Regions from separate parts of the Homo sapiens genome. Here regions 1 and 2 are each linked to region 3. The links are chromatin loops, found by intact Hi-C in ENCODE. Cell type or tissue: heart right ventricle. All regions are shown on one strand.

Region 1 (5,000 bases), 120 kb before region 3:
AGTGTAGGCAGGAAGGTGGGGAAGTGCACAGGGATCGCTGAGGAGGGAGTGGGCAACAGCTCCTGCAGCATCTGGTGAAAGTAGCAGAGACATGTCTGTTGGACTTGGCACTGTGGGTGTCTTGGTGAGTGTACCACCACACCCCTGCTCTCCACGCACAAGACTTCTGAGAGAAGTATGATAAACTTCAGAAAGGTTTAGAAATGCCTACAGCAGGAGCACTGGGAAGAACAATGATCTGCCCTCATTTCAGAAAGAAAACTGACAAATACAAAGGCACCTCTGTGCCAGACACTGGTCTAGGTTCTTCACACATTACCATGCGTATGATCTTATGTGTGTTAGACAATCAAACCATTACCGAGTGAACAGGTACTGCCGGGGCCCTGGGGCCTGCACAACTGCCCTGCCTGGGACAAGGGGCCTTTGTCCCACCTCAGCCCACTTAGCTGTTGATTGGCTATATGACTTTGAGAAATCCCTTTTAAACTCTCTGAGCCTCAGTCGTGTTTTTACAGTTTAATTTGAGGCTGGGTGTGGTGGCTTATGCCTGTAATCCCAGCACTTTGGGAGGCCAAGGCGAGCGGATCACGAGGTCAAGAGATCGAGACCACCCTATCCAACATGGTGAAACCCCTTCTCTACTAAAAATACAAAAATTAGCTGGGCGTGGTGGCGCCCATCTGTAATCCCAGCTACTCGGGAGGTTGAGGCAGGAGAATCACTTGAACCAGGGAGTCAGAGGTTGCAGTGAGCCGAAATTGCGCCAAAAAAAAAAAAAGTTTAATTTGAATGTAATTTTGAATTTACAGAAACAGTATACGAGGAGAATGAGAAGCTGCCGCCTGTTCACACCGCCTGTCACCTCCCTCTGTGTTGCGCCATGCTGAGACATGGTACCCCTCGCCCCTGGACACACACAGGGTTTTTCCCCAATTGAGCAGATCTCCTATGTGACCAAAACATACTTCTCCAAACCAGAACGTGCCCCTTCAGATGTCCCCAGCTGTCCCAACTGCGTCTCTCCTTCCTTGTCCCCTCAGGCCCCAGCATGGCTGGTCTTGACAGCCTGGGTGCAGCTGCTGGCACCACAGATTGCTGAATCTGGGCCTAACGCTGCATATCCATGCTGAGTTGATGCCAGGTTTGGAGCCCCATGGAAATGCTGCCTGTGTGCCTCAGACGCGGCCCCACCACTGTGCTCCATGGGATGTCCTGAGACCACTGTCCACTCCTGAGTCTGAGACCCTATGATGGCTCATGGCAACACCAACGACAGTGAGGGTCCCAAAAGGTGGCTTTCCGTTTCCATCATTCCTCCCGCATCTGTTGGCTTTCTACCAGCAGAAAGAGCTTCTCCTTTTCCCTTATTCATTTGTATCAGTATCCACTCAGTCACTTGTTTATTCCATAGGCTGTAACCTGTTTAAGATCACTATTGGTCGTGATGCTCAAGCCCCCAGGTCTGGCCAGTATGAGCTCCTGTAAACTGCTCCTGGTTCTTCTGACACAGCCCCACCATTCTTTGAGGTCTTCCTACTCTCTGGCATCATCAGCTGTTCTAGGCTCATTTTGTACTTCCCTGCCCAGCTCTAGAATCAAAGGAGCTGACAGTATTTACAAACCAGGACCTGGGCTCGTTGCTCCTGGAGCTTCATTACTTCTAGGGCCTGTCAGTGGAAAGAGCTAGGAAGGACACACTGGTGTGTGCAGGTGCATGAGCCACTTGCAGCCACTTCCACCCCTGTCTGTGCACACCCATATTCAAAACACGCAGGCACGAGCTCTCCCAGACACCTCAGTCTAGCTCTTTTGACATCTGTCAGTCGCTTTGCTGTTGGGGAGAGACTGTGTCCCTTCACCCTCAGTGTATCCCCTTGTTTGATCAGCCGATTTACAGTCTCCCAAGAGTGCCTGCTGTCCCCTCCCAGCCCACTCCTCTGTGGGCACATGGAGCGTGACATGGAGCTGACACAACGCAGTCATTTATCTGACACTGAGACTTTCCCGGGCCTAATACCAGGCCAGGCACCTCTGTCCTTTTGGTCACAGCGTGGCGTTTAAATGAGGGCTGGTACCCCCACGGGGGAGGCGAGATGGGGTTTTCAGATTCTCAAGAGCTCTAACATGGAAAGGACTGGATATTCGAGCACTTTGTATCATCACAATCATTTGAAGTAACAACTAACCGCCGGCAGCACCAGAAGCTCCCTTTGGAAATTTCCTGATTGGCACACCTAGCAGAAGAGAGTCCCTCACTGACACAGCGTCCGACTGAAATGTTAACAGAAATCCCCAGGCTACAAGGCTGGACAAAAGGTGCCTGACTTTTAAATCTTTTGATTACATACAGGATGGAAAGACTGTATCTCCAAGTCTAATTGTGTGGATTTTTAACCAGTTTTTCTAGACTCTATTTGTGTTTTTGAAGTAAATACGTCCATGTAGTGATACAAGCAGAAAGGAATGCAGTGGCTATGCTGCTGAATTGCCTCCTGTAAACCATATTAGCCTAACTTTCCTGGACGTGGTCCTGAGGCTCGGACACGCAAACACAGACCTAGCGACACACACGTCTGCCCCTAAGAGTCGTCTGGTTGGTAAAAAACAAGGGAGCACAGCAACTTGCTGGCTCAGGAGGCATCAGACCCACTTGTCTGACCCTGTGTGGGGACGGAAGTCAGAGATCAGTCGCCCTCAGTGGATGAACATGGGTGTCCAGGAAGGACCCCTCAGGGGACCTGCACCATCCACAAGACCATCCACAAAAATAACTGGGAACAGCTGAGGAGCTCTGTTAGAAGGATTGCTTGTCCACAGGGAGTTAAAAAATGTGTCCTAAATGTTGCTTAGTAAAACAAACAACCAGAAAAGCCTCTCTATTCCAAACCCATGGTGGGGCATAAACCTGGGAGAGCTGGAATGTCATTGCAGCACTTTGCCACAGGAGCAAAAACACAACCCCCACCAGAAGGGATGGCCGACCAGGGCATGACTTGCGCTGTCTTTCTGGTAGTGACTGATGCCCCAGAACCCTCGCAAGGGCTTGTGCCAAACATTCTCCATGTGCCCCAGCCCCAGTGGGGTGGCCCAGCCCTCAGCACTTACCTCATCTCCAGACCTTTGCAGAACAGACCAGCTGGGAGCCTCCATCCTCCCTTGACCCAACTTTTCTTGTTTGTACAGACTTGGGAAGAACCAGGGAAACCCAGAGTTGAAAGAGACCCACTCTACTGGAAATATATCCCAATGGCATTTTTAAAACGAAGAGCTGGGGAATTTTAATAAACAAACAGCAAATGCAAGCATGAATAATGGGCCTGTATGGACAGGAAGAGAGCCAGGGCAGGAGACAGCAAATGACAGGCCAGAAGCCAGATCCCACGCCCTTCTGTTCTTGTATGGAACCTCAAGCTAAACATGGTTGAAAAGAACTCCAAAGATTTCGTGACATGTGAAAATTACATTAAATGCAAACTTCAGACTTCAGTGTCTGTAATAAAGTTTGATTGGCACACAGCCACCCTCACTTAGGTATATACAGTCTGTGGCTGCTTTTGTGCTGAACTTAGTGACTGAGCAGACTACATGGCTGCAAAGCTTAAAACAGTTACTCCTTGGCCCTTTGCAGAAGACACGGACCAGGAAAGACCAGGGGAGGTGGGTCCCACTGGTCCCCCAGGGAAGCCTGTGGAGCTCCAGGCAGTTTGGATGTTCATGAGACACAGATAAACCAAAAGAGAGGCTGGAGGAGGCCACAGCCTAGGGGGAAAGTAATCTGACCATGTCTCGTAAATGGAGAAACATCTAGTGGGAGCTACACCATACTTTTAATAGTGCTTTCTCTTGGGAAGTGACTCTGAGAAACAGGAGGAAAGCAGATTAAAAAAACAACCACTGGGCCAGGCGCAGTGGCTCACGCCTGTAATCCCAGCACTCTGGGAGGCCGAGGCAGGTGGACCACGTCAGGTCAGGAGTTCAAGACCAGCCTGGCCAACATGGTGAAACCCCGTCTGTACTAAAAATACAAAAATTAGCCAGGCGTGGTGGTGGGAGCCTGTAGTCCCAGCTATTCAGGAGGTTGAGGTAGGAGAATCACTTGACCCTGGAAGGCAGAGGTTGCAGTGAGCCGAGATCGCACCACTGCATTCCAGCCTGGGTGACAGAGGGATACTCTGTCTCAAACAAAAACAAAAACAAAAACAAACAAAACAAAACAAAAACTACTGACCACACAATCCCTCCCGTATGGCACAGTGATAGTCTAGCCAGGGGCTGGTGTCGGACGGGGAGGTCTGTCCTGTGTGACCTTAGCCCCTAAGCCTAAGATGGACTTTTTTCTTTTTCTTTTCACCCTTTTTGTTTCCTGGGCTCCTTTCAGGGCCTGGTTTGGGCCATTTCTGTGCTTCTGAATAGTAAAATGGTTTTCAAACCCCTAGGGATGAAATTCCAACAGAAATCCCTTTATTCTCAACCATATTTCCACTTCCTTTTTTTTTTTGACACAGAGTCTTACTCTGGGTGTGGAATTCACTCCATCCCAGGCTGGAGTGCAGTGGTGCGATCTCAGTTCACTGCAACCTCCGCCTCTGGGGTTCCAGTGATTCTCCTGCCTCAGCCTCCCTAGTAGCTGGGATTACAGGTGCATACCACAATGCCTGGCTAATTTTTAGTAGAGATGGGGTTTCACTATTTTGGCCAGGCTGATCTCGAACTCCTGAGCTCAAGTGATGCACCTGCCTCGGCCTGCCAAAGTGCTGGGATTACAGGTGTGAGCCACTGCGCCTGGCCTCCTTGTAGTTTTTGCCATGTTTCATCATAGTTCATTTTAATTCTGTTAAGCTGGAAAAATTCCTCAAAAAAAAAAAAAACCCCTTCAGTTATTTGTTTTATAACTGAATATTTAAATTTCATTTATCTGTAATCTTTGTAATCTTTGCTTCTCATACAAATTTCTGTCTCAGGAGACAGGAAACAGTGTGTTCCGAGCTGGCCATGTG
Region 2 (5,000 bases), 54 kb before region 3:
TTGGGAAAGTAAGTTCAGCTAAAGTAAATGAAGCAACTGTAACACTTTAGTATAGCTTAAAAGGCATTTGAACTATGGGCCAAGAGGTCAGTCCTAGAACAAAGTCCATACTACTCCTCCCCTCACTTAGCATCCTCTCCATCTTCCTCCTACCAATCTAGCCACTAACCCTGCTTATCTTCCAGAAATTTAGGTTAAACAAGACCAAGAGCCTTCAAAGCCCTTAGTAAGTAGGCTATACTTAATTTCTGCAAACCCAAGGACTGCAAAACTCTACTCTGCATCAACTGAACGCAAATCAATCACTTTAATTAAGCTGAGCCCTTACTAGATAAATGGGACTCAAACCCATAAAAATGTAGTTAACAGCTAAATACCCTAATCAACTGGCTTCAATCTACTTCTTCCACAGGCAGTGGGTTGGGGTGGGGGGTGGGGGAGCGGGGGAAGGCGGGAGAAACCTGGCAGGATTGAAGCTGCTTCTTTGAATTTGCAATTCAACATGAAAGTCACCTCCGGGCTGGTAAAAAGAGGTTTAGCCTCTGTCCTTAGATTTACAGTCTAATGCTTTACTCAGCCATTTTACCTCGCCCTACTCCACTTACGTTGGCCAACCGTTGACTATTCTCAACTAACCATAAAGATACCGGAACATTGTACCTAATATTCAGTGCGTGGGCAGGGGTTGTAGGCACAGCTTTAAGCCTCCTTATTCGGGCTGAACAAGGTAAAACTAATTTCTGAGTATGGCCCTACTTAAAATTTCCAAAATTTACCTTTATTTGGGTATTAATATCTACAAAGCTGTCATATGGTAGACAATTGCATCCTTAAAAAAAACCCCAATTTATTGGTACTCTAGACAATCAGGAAAAATACTGAAAAGGTGATTTTACTTAAATATCACCTGAAAGAAATGTCCTAGAGTCTAAATCTTCATAGGCAGATGGCCCTGTGGCACGGGTAATGCTCACTCTGCTCATGTTGTTTGGTGACCAATACCACATTCCTGCAGAGTGTTGTCAGAACCAAGTTTTGGGACATAATCATGTCTGCAATAATAAAGGGGGTAGGAGAAACCATAATACCAGCATTTTCCATGTGCTAGTGTGGTTAAAATAGTTTCTGCAAAAGGACTCATGTAACAGTCCATTAAACCACAAAATTTTAGAGCAGGAACCTCAGAAATTATAAAATTTGGTTTTCTGCAACCTTCTCAATCTCATCGTGGTAATTACTGGTATTCCTCAGTGCTGTTACTTTAAGAGTTACTTCTTTTTTGATTGTTTGTATTCTTTTTAAGTTATTCTTATCTGATTATACAAAGCTCAAAACATGATAAAAATATAAAAGAACATAGTAAAAGTCTCGCTGTAATTACTGTTAATATTTTGTTGTTTATTCCTTCCAATTTGTTCTCTAGTAAAATGCTAAATTACATACATCAAAAGAAGGTAAGATCATAATACATGTACAGTTTTGAAAATCTCTTTATTCCTGGTATAGCATGGACAACTATGCATGGTGGTATTAATGGAGTTACTTCTGTTTCTCCAAATAGCTTTATGGTAAGCCCACTTTGTTCTCTATCTATACACAACTGGGTTAACTTTTTTTCTAATCCATGGTTACAGTACTTCAGAGTACTTCCTTGAAGGCACACTTTTGTACAGAAAGAGGTGTTTCTACAATGGGTTCCTAGAGGTGAAATGGTAGGACAGACAGCATAGCTACTGTTCAGCTGTCCTCAAGGAAGAGGAGAGTTTCTGTTTTCCCTACACACTGGCCAACACAGCATATCATCAACATTTTTTTCCCCCAAAAAACAATGTATGTATTTCAAATCAGGCCATGATTTTTGATTAGCAGTGGTCTTCAAGCTTGATTGAGCATTGGCATTATTTGGGTAATTTTTCTACCCCCAAAGTTTTGTCAGCAACATCTCACTATGGTAGTGAAAAAATAACCTTCCTGTTTTAATTTACTTTTCTTGACTGTTACTGAGATTGAGAAATCTTCCTCTTCTGTTTTATTGACCACTGACATTTCCTCTTCTATGAACTGCCTGTTTAATGGTGTTTGCTCATTTGTACTCATCTTTTTCTTTTCTTTTCTTTTCTTTTTTGAGATGTAGTCTCGCTCTGTTGCCCAGGCTGGAGTGCAATGGCACAATCTTGGCTCACTGCAACCTCCGCCTCCTAGGTTCAAGTGATTCTCCTACCTCAGCCTCCTGAGTAGCTGGGACTACAGGCATGTGCTACCATACTCGGCTAATTTTTGTACTGTTAGTAGAGACGGGGTTTCACATGTTGGCCAGGCTGGTCTCAAACTCCTAACCTCAGGTGATCCACCTGTCTCTGCCTCCCAAAGTGCTGGGATTACAGGTGTGAGCCACTGCACTCAGCTAGTTTTACATTTTTAAAAATAGATATCATTTTCCTTATTTTTAGGAAGTTGAGTGGCTTATGTATTTAGTCCCTTATCTTGATTCAGTCTATCTAGGTCATTTTACAAAATCCTGATTCAGTCTAACCACGTCATTTAAACAAATATTTAGCTCCTCTTTGCCAAATGATTTGGACCCCTGAAATAACGATATAAGAATTTCAGGCCAGGTGCGGTGGCTCATGCCTGTAATCCCAGCACTTTGGAAGGCCGAGGTGGGTGGATCACATGAGGTCAAGAGTTCGAGACCAGCCTGGCCAACATGGTGAAACCCCATCTCTACTAAAAAAAAAAATACAAAAATTAATCTGGCATGGTGGCAGGCGCCTTTAAGCCCACCTACTCGGGAAGCTGAGGCAGGAGAATCCCTTGAACCTGGGAGGCGGAGGTTTCAGTGTGCTGAGATCACGACATTGCACTCTAGCCTGGGCAACAGAGCAAAAACTCCCGTCTCAAAAAAAAAAAAAAAATTTAAAAAATAGTTCTAAAATTACCTAGTCTAGGATAGGCACTGAGTTAGGACCTTCATATCTGTTATTCCTTTTATTTTCAGAAAAATTTGAAAGGTATCACCCTAGTTTTACAGAAGAGTGAACTTTGGTCAGAAACATTAAGTAACTTACTCAAGGTCCCTCATAAACAGCAGGGTTGCGCTTGGAATCCTGATCTGTCTCTAACTTCTCATTTGCAGATAAAGAAACTGAGGCCAAAGTACACAACTAATTTGCCAGCGTAACAGGTAATTAGGAGCCACACAGCTCCCTTTCACATTTTCTTTCTATTATTTCATGGTTAGAAGTTACATAATTTCCACTGATATTAATACGTAACCATTTTTTTGTTGTTGTCGTTTTGTTAGTATTGTGTGTGAGATCGAGGTGGGTGGGCAGATGAGTTAAATATTATTAATCCAATTTAAAATAGATTCCAGATATACACAGCCTTTAGCTGACGAGAATATCATCCCTATAATCTGATAAAGCTCAAGTGACATCATCCTGGCTAGTATAAACTTTAACATTTTTAATGCGAATAGTCTATGAAAACCACAGATTTCTTAATCAAGCTCATTTTTGTGTTTCCAACTCTGCCTTTTCAGCCTGCAAACAAAATGCTCTTCCCCCACACCCACTGCTGTTTTCTACTTTTCTTATGATTAAAAAAAATATTTCCCTTGGTAACCATTTTCCCTGGTTACTTTCTTGGCTGATTTTCTGCACAAAGAACTGAAAGGCATTTATCCCCAAGGGAGGCAGTTATTTTAGATTTTACTAAGAAGTTCAGCAAATACTTTTCAACATTCCCTTCTGTCCTTTCTTTGTTTTTAAAGAAAGCTCTGATTTTGTTTCATTTTCAGCTGGAGACTTAAATGACACCAAGCAAAGCCTACTTAGTTTAGATCTCCAGGTAAAAAAGTTTTAAATTTTAAGTTTCTACTTAGCATGTGGAATGGTTTTAATATTTGGGTATTTTATTTCACAACTGTTTAACTCTTGAGTAAATTAGCTCGTTACTAATAGATTTTTAAAGTTCAAAGTATGCATTATTCTGTTTGTTTTTTTCACGATGTACTTCCCAAGTATTTCAGACCTTGTATACTTAGTATTAAATTATTTTTATATGTTTAGGTGGAATTATGTGTTCAATAGAAGTATAAATTGGTTTGAAAATATTATTAATTTTTAAGTCCTAAAAGAACATAAATAATTCAAAATATTTTTCATTTTAAATCTGTTGAATGAAGTGAAAATAGATAATAGACATCTCATGACTTCATGTAGAATTTTAAAATTCTAAATTAATATTTTTAAAGTTTACTTAAGATAACTGGTAAGAAATTTTAAATGAAGAAAAATAAGTTAATCAAGGTTTATAAATAATATTTAATGTTGGGATAAACACAGTAAGTGCTAGAAGGAAAAAAATTACTTGATAAAAATGATACTATGATTGGAATCCCAGAAAATTTACCTCTAGGAGGCAAACACTCAATTACGAAGTTGTTTATGAAAGCAAATATTAAGTGCAAAGCAAAATTCTGTATATCAATGAAAATAATGAGGGCCTAAGCATTAATAGTAAAATTAGTATTGAGAGACCATTTCCTAAAATGTATTTAAACACTGTAGTGAGACTGTTTAGATACTGATTTTGTCAAAATTCAAATAGCTCTGTAAGTTTATTTCTGTGCCTATCTATTTAGATTTCTGGGTAAGTAAAAGTGAGTCAATTTGGGGGAAAAAAAGAAAGAGAGGTAGTTTCCAGAATGAGGATACTGGGAGAGAGGGGTGTGCTCAGAATGGCCACAGCTGGCACATTCACACTCCTAAGCACTCAATCAGGCAATGCCCCATAAGTGAGTGCTTTCAGGATGCCTCAGGACAGCAGGATGCCTGAGACCCTCATGAGAGTTTAACTCTAGAGCCTCGAGGTCTAGGCCCTGACTCCTCACAACAGGATGGAAGGTCTGCACATACAATTGTTAATGCAAGAAAATTTCAATGTATACATTTCATGCATTGCAGAGCACTTATGATATCCATCAGAGCACACTT
Region 3 (5,000 bases):
GAAATCATACGAGAGCTTAGATTAGGCAATTTATTTTTATTTTCACGATGGTTAGCATATATAAGGCCAAAGGAAAATAAATTTGCATTAAAGTTCCTTTTATGGCAATCAATATTTTTATTCATAAACTGTCAGTACTGAGAATATTACTTTTTCAATTTTGTAATTTATCTTTGTGTTTGCAACATGTAAATTACTTGTGATTCCTAAATATACTGTTATAATGCAACTAGTTCTTCAATATTTAGACTAAGGCTCAATGAGGCAAAAATAAAACAATTTAAAAAGCATGGAGAAAAGAACTAGGTCCCCTCCATAGGACCCCTTTAGGAAACAAAAATGGAAGATTTTTCTCTTCACAATACTTGAGGGAAGAAGAGGTACACTGTTTCATTTGGAATGATAACCTGGAAAAGGGTGGAGATAAACTCCAGTTTCTTCCCAGATGGCACGTTCGTGCCTGCTGCACCATCTCTGGCAAATGTGAGGCAAAGCTTTCCATGTCACAGCCCCAAGATGGTGGAGGGTTGTGCCTGAGGCCTGCACCTTTACCACATTATCTGCAGAACAGAGTGAATAAGCCAAATATACTACCCCTAACCCCAGCATCTTATTCCAGGGCCTATTTCTTTCCCTAGGCCCTCTGACCAAAGATCGAAGCAAAATATCAGAGGAAGACTAGCTTAAGTCTCACAGTGGGGAGAAGGAAAAGTAGCTGTAACATATCTTTAGAAACACAATCTTACAGGAACTGCCTCTCAACTCTCTAGATATGGGAGGCAAAACTGCACCCAGAAAGGCCATGCAGGCAACTCGACTGAGGAGTGCCTTGGGTGGGTGACGTGGACAACATCCTGTGAGTATAGAAGAGAAAAACACAAGTCCCAGAGACAACAGTTGCCATGCAAAACCAGAAATCACAGACTGGGAAAGCCTAATTTTTAAAGAGAAGTTGAAATCTTATTTTTAAATACAGCAATTTCACCTAACAAAAATACATACACATGACCCCCAAATGACAGACTGAGGAACGTTCATAGTACCTCTCCAAAAGGTAATTAATCTAGTTGAATATATAAACAATTTGTGGCTTATTCATGTATGAGAATACTATACAGTGACAAGAATGAACTACTGTGTATCACAATGACACGAATGGATCTCAAAAGCATGTCACTGAATGAAAAAAGCCAGATGCAAAAGAGAATGCACAGTATGATTCCATTTATATAAAGTTCAGGAAATAACCTATGGTGCTGAACTCAGGCTGTGACTTGAGGAGTAAGAGGAGGGATTCTGGATGTATGAGAATGGAGTGTGAGGCTGGGATTTCTTGATTGGGGTCATTTTGTAAAAATTAATTGAGTTGTACCATTATGATATGTTTTTTTTTGGTAACATACACTTCAATAAACAGTTCAGAAACAAAACATTGTGCAGGACAAACTGAATTTGACCCAAGGGCTTCCTGTTTATGACTGTGTTCTGAAGGAATTTAGGCAAACACTAGATGCTCTGGATACAAAGATTTTAAAAATCCAGTTCATATTTTCATTATGTTCCCAATTCATCCAGTTAACAGATACATTTGCAACTGAAATATACTTGAATAAATGAGAATATGAGCATTCTAAACCAAACAGGAGGGCCGTCATTCCCTAAGGTGCTGCAGGGCTAGGATGGGGCCTGAGTTACAGAGGGCCACTAATGGGACTACCGAGCTGCCTGGAACTGTCAGCCTAGAGGTCCAAGGAGGAGTACTTTATTTAAGTGAGGGGAGGATGAACACATAGCCAGCTGCTATGCACATCTGAGGCACATGTATTCTTTAGGACTGTAGCTGCCTTGCTTAACACAATGTGTGCCATTTCTCTGGAGAGAGGGAACAAACGATGGTCAGACTCTTGATGACAGTAGAGAACAGGTCTTCTAACCCACTGGAAAAGCTCTTTGCTGGCCTCCAAATCTATACAACAGTTGGGAAGAACCATTGGGGTCACTTACAACAGTAAGTCCTTGCCACTAGGGTTAGAAAACTGTCCTCTCAGGCCGGCCATGGTGGCTCATGCCTGTAATCCCAGCACTTTGGGAGGCCGAGGCGGGCAGATCACGAGGTCAGGAGATCGAGACCATCCTGGCTAACACAATGAAACACTGTCTCTATTAAAAAACCAAAAAATTAGCCAGGCGTGGTGGCGGGCGCCTGCAGTCCCAGCTACTCGGGAGGCTGAGGCAGGAGAATGGCGTGAACCTGGGAGGCAGAGCTTGCAGTAAGCCAAGATTGCGCCACCGCACTCCAGCCTGGGTGACAGAGTGAGACTCCGTCTCAAAAAAAAAAAAAAGAAAACTGTCCTCTCTTGAAGGTCTTAGTTGATGTAGAATTGGGCAGTCTCTTGGGGATGAGTGGAAAGGGGGTACAAATAATGATTTATTTTCAGGAAATAGCATCTTCCCTGCTCTAAGTCTCCCTAAATGTCAGTGAGGCCATAGCTAATATTCTCTTGAAAAGGGAAAGTTGTATGCATCCTAAGAGGGTGTTACTTGGACATGCATGTGTGTCTGTGTTATATCACATATGTTGAGTCCAGGGAGCAGTTCATGGAGCCTCATCCATAGTTTCCCTGACATGCTATAGCAGTGCTAAAAGCTTAAAAAAAAAAAAAAGTCTGGAGAAGTATGCATAATGCAATAGCTACAGTCATTAGAAGAAAAAAAAAGTATGGTTCTTTCTCAGGTACATCTGAAGTTTGGGTATATACTTCAGTAATGTTGGTATCCTTTATTCAGATTGATAAATATTTTATTAGTCTATACAGGTTGAGTAATTTTTGAAATTGTAATTTACAAATATTCATTCACTTAAGAATCTAATATTTTTAAAACTAGGTATTTCTTGAATGACTCCGACTGCACTTTCAATGGCCAGTTGCCATGCATTATTAAACTTTCTTTTTTTTTCTTCTTCAGAATCTTCCAGTAGACGTCTAGAGTTTAGCTAGAAGTCTTGGCTACGATACAAACAGTGATGGAAAACACATGAGCAGTAACAAGTTTTAATCTTGCTCCTCAGTACTAACATGGACTAATCTGTGGGAGCAGTTTATTCCAGTATCACCCAGGGTGCAGCCACACCAGGACTGTGTTGAAGGGTGTTTTTTTTCTTTTAAATGTAATACCTCCTCATCTTTTCTTCTTACACAGTGTCTGAGAACATTTACATTATAGATAAGTAGTACATGGTGGATAACTTCTACTTTTAGGAGGACTACTCTCTTCTGACAGGTATGTTTCATGTCTATCTTACAAGTATCGATGTATACTTTACAGTCAATACTAAGGAGACATTAATGTTATTAATAAATGCTTATAAATAATAGGATAAAGTCCAAAGTTTATCTCTATAATTTCTTAAAAATCAGCATTTAAATACAAACCTAAATTTGTACCTAAAATTATTCTAGTTTTATGTCTTACCTATAATGAATGTATTTTAAATATAATTATGTGACTTTTTTTTTCAGCTAAGTGAAAACCTGTCATTATGCCTTACCATAAATGTTAACATGATTGATTTTAAAAGTCATCTAAATAAACATCTTGTATGTTTATCTAGGAAAATAACATTGCTATAATAATGATCATGAAGTTTGGGGATATCACAGCTATATTAAATGAAACAGTAAATATATTTTTCAATATTTAAAATATTTTCTAATGTGTATTTAAAATGTGTGAATTACTGAAATGTCAATTTTACTTATACATTTGAATATTCATTTTTTTCCTTGATAAATGTCTTCCTTATTATAATGAAATGGCACTGAAAAGTTCAAATGGAAATCTATTCAATTCCAAGAAAGAATACTTATCAGCAATAGTTTAGCTAGCACTATATTCAATATGAAAGATTAGGAAATTTTCACAGCATGTATACAGTCAGAATTTAACACTTTCAAAGATTTCCTTTGTCTACTCCCAAAGTAAATTTCTGATTAAATTTTAGATTAAAAAATTTAAGCAATGTATTCAATATTCTACTCCCTAGTAATCTAAATAGCGCACAGCATTCTTTCATGTTAATCTATTCAGAGGTGTGGCACCCAGGAAACAGTGGCCACATGGTGTAGGGACTGAGTCATAAAGAACCTGAGGGGGTTGTATTTCCCTAAAAATAAAGTTGTTTAAATCCAAGAATCAAGCTGTTAAAAGAAAGAAATGAAAAAAGAAAGAAAAATCGAGCACAAGCCCACACACATAAAAGGATCCTGATGTTTTTAGTTTGTTTTTTGGCATTAAGGAGTATAGTGTAGTAGTGGAAAGAACAGAGGATATATAGTCTTCTGTTACAACTAACTACTCAATTAAAAACAAATATTCTGATAACTGATCTGAGGTTTGAGACAAAAACAATTAACTTTACAAGCACAAGTCTTGAGGCACTGTGGGAAACATCATAAAAATGGAGAGGCAGTAGATTTTGTTTTTTAAGACAGTAGCTTGATTGCTAGACATGTGGAGAAATTAATGAAGGGCAAAATTAGTATAAAAGGAAGAACAGCTAGAATGCTTTGTCAGAATGCTAGTTATACTTCTAAGGTAAAATTAACTACTTTTTAAGGAAAGTGCTATCTTTATCAGTATCCATGAACAAATGGTACTGTGAATAAGTTTCCAAATGCATGTTGGACTTTTAACTCATTTGTTAGCTTACAAGACTATGCCTTGATTACATCTGAATTTGGTTTGGATTCCTTCGGTGAAATATATGGAGTATGTTATATCACATTTATATGCTGAAATCTGCTACTGGTACCTGTGAACTGATAGGCATGTTTAAACCCAGGGGAAAAGTTGCCAAGCGGGCCTTTAAACATGGGATTTAAAAGCACAGTGACTTATTTACCTAATAATAGTGTCTGAGAGGAAATACCATTTCACTTAGATAAACTTTCTAAGTTTGTAGACCAGTTAAATGGAAACAAGAAAGCTTATGTGCTTCT

Evidence for each region. Hi-C counts contacts between places; a loop is a spot of excess contacts. Peaks named below come from ENCODE experiments on the same cell type or tissue, not always from the same donor. Only the 100,000 strongest peaks of a DNase experiment are listed, where the experiment ranks them.
Region 1: it touches region 3 in a loop (2.9-fold over the local background); 10 of 110 quality-filtered maps call a loop at or near these places.
Region 2: it touches region 3 in a loop (2.4-fold over the local background); 7 of 110 quality-filtered maps call a loop at or near these places.

The regions. Positions count from the first base shown.
Region 1 is chr9:92,598,617-92,603,616 of GRCh38, reverse strand. All of the region lies in intron 5 of CENPP (centromere protein P), which reads right to left. Among named protein-coding and RNA genes, the nearest start is that of ECM2, 65 kb to the right of the region's middle. In heart right ventricle, no CTCF peak of the experiment used is centred here; a DNase peak (open chromatin) is centred at 2,647; H3K27ac peaks cover 5,000 bases.
Region 2 is chr9:92,534,785-92,539,784 of GRCh38, reverse strand. All of the region lies in intron 5 of CENPP (centromere protein P), which reads right to left. ECM2 (extracellular matrix protein 2) reads left to right here and starts at 3,795. Exons shown (of 10, transcript NM_001393.4): 1 at 3,795-3,852. RefSeq lists a silencer at 224-518. In heart right ventricle, no CTCF peak of the experiment used is centred here; no DNase peak of the experiment used is centred here; H3K4me3 peaks cover 2,185 bases; H3K27ac peaks cover 4,245 bases.
Region 3 is chr9:92,480,575-92,485,574 of GRCh38, reverse strand. All of the region lies in intron 5 of CENPP (centromere protein P), which reads right to left. ASPN (asporin) reads left to right here and starts at 3,069. Exons shown (of 8, transcript NM_017680.6): 1 at 3,069-3,282. In heart right ventricle, no CTCF peak of the experiment used is centred here; no DNase peak of the experiment used is centred here; H3K4me3 peaks cover 2,299 bases; H3K27ac peaks cover 4,418 bases.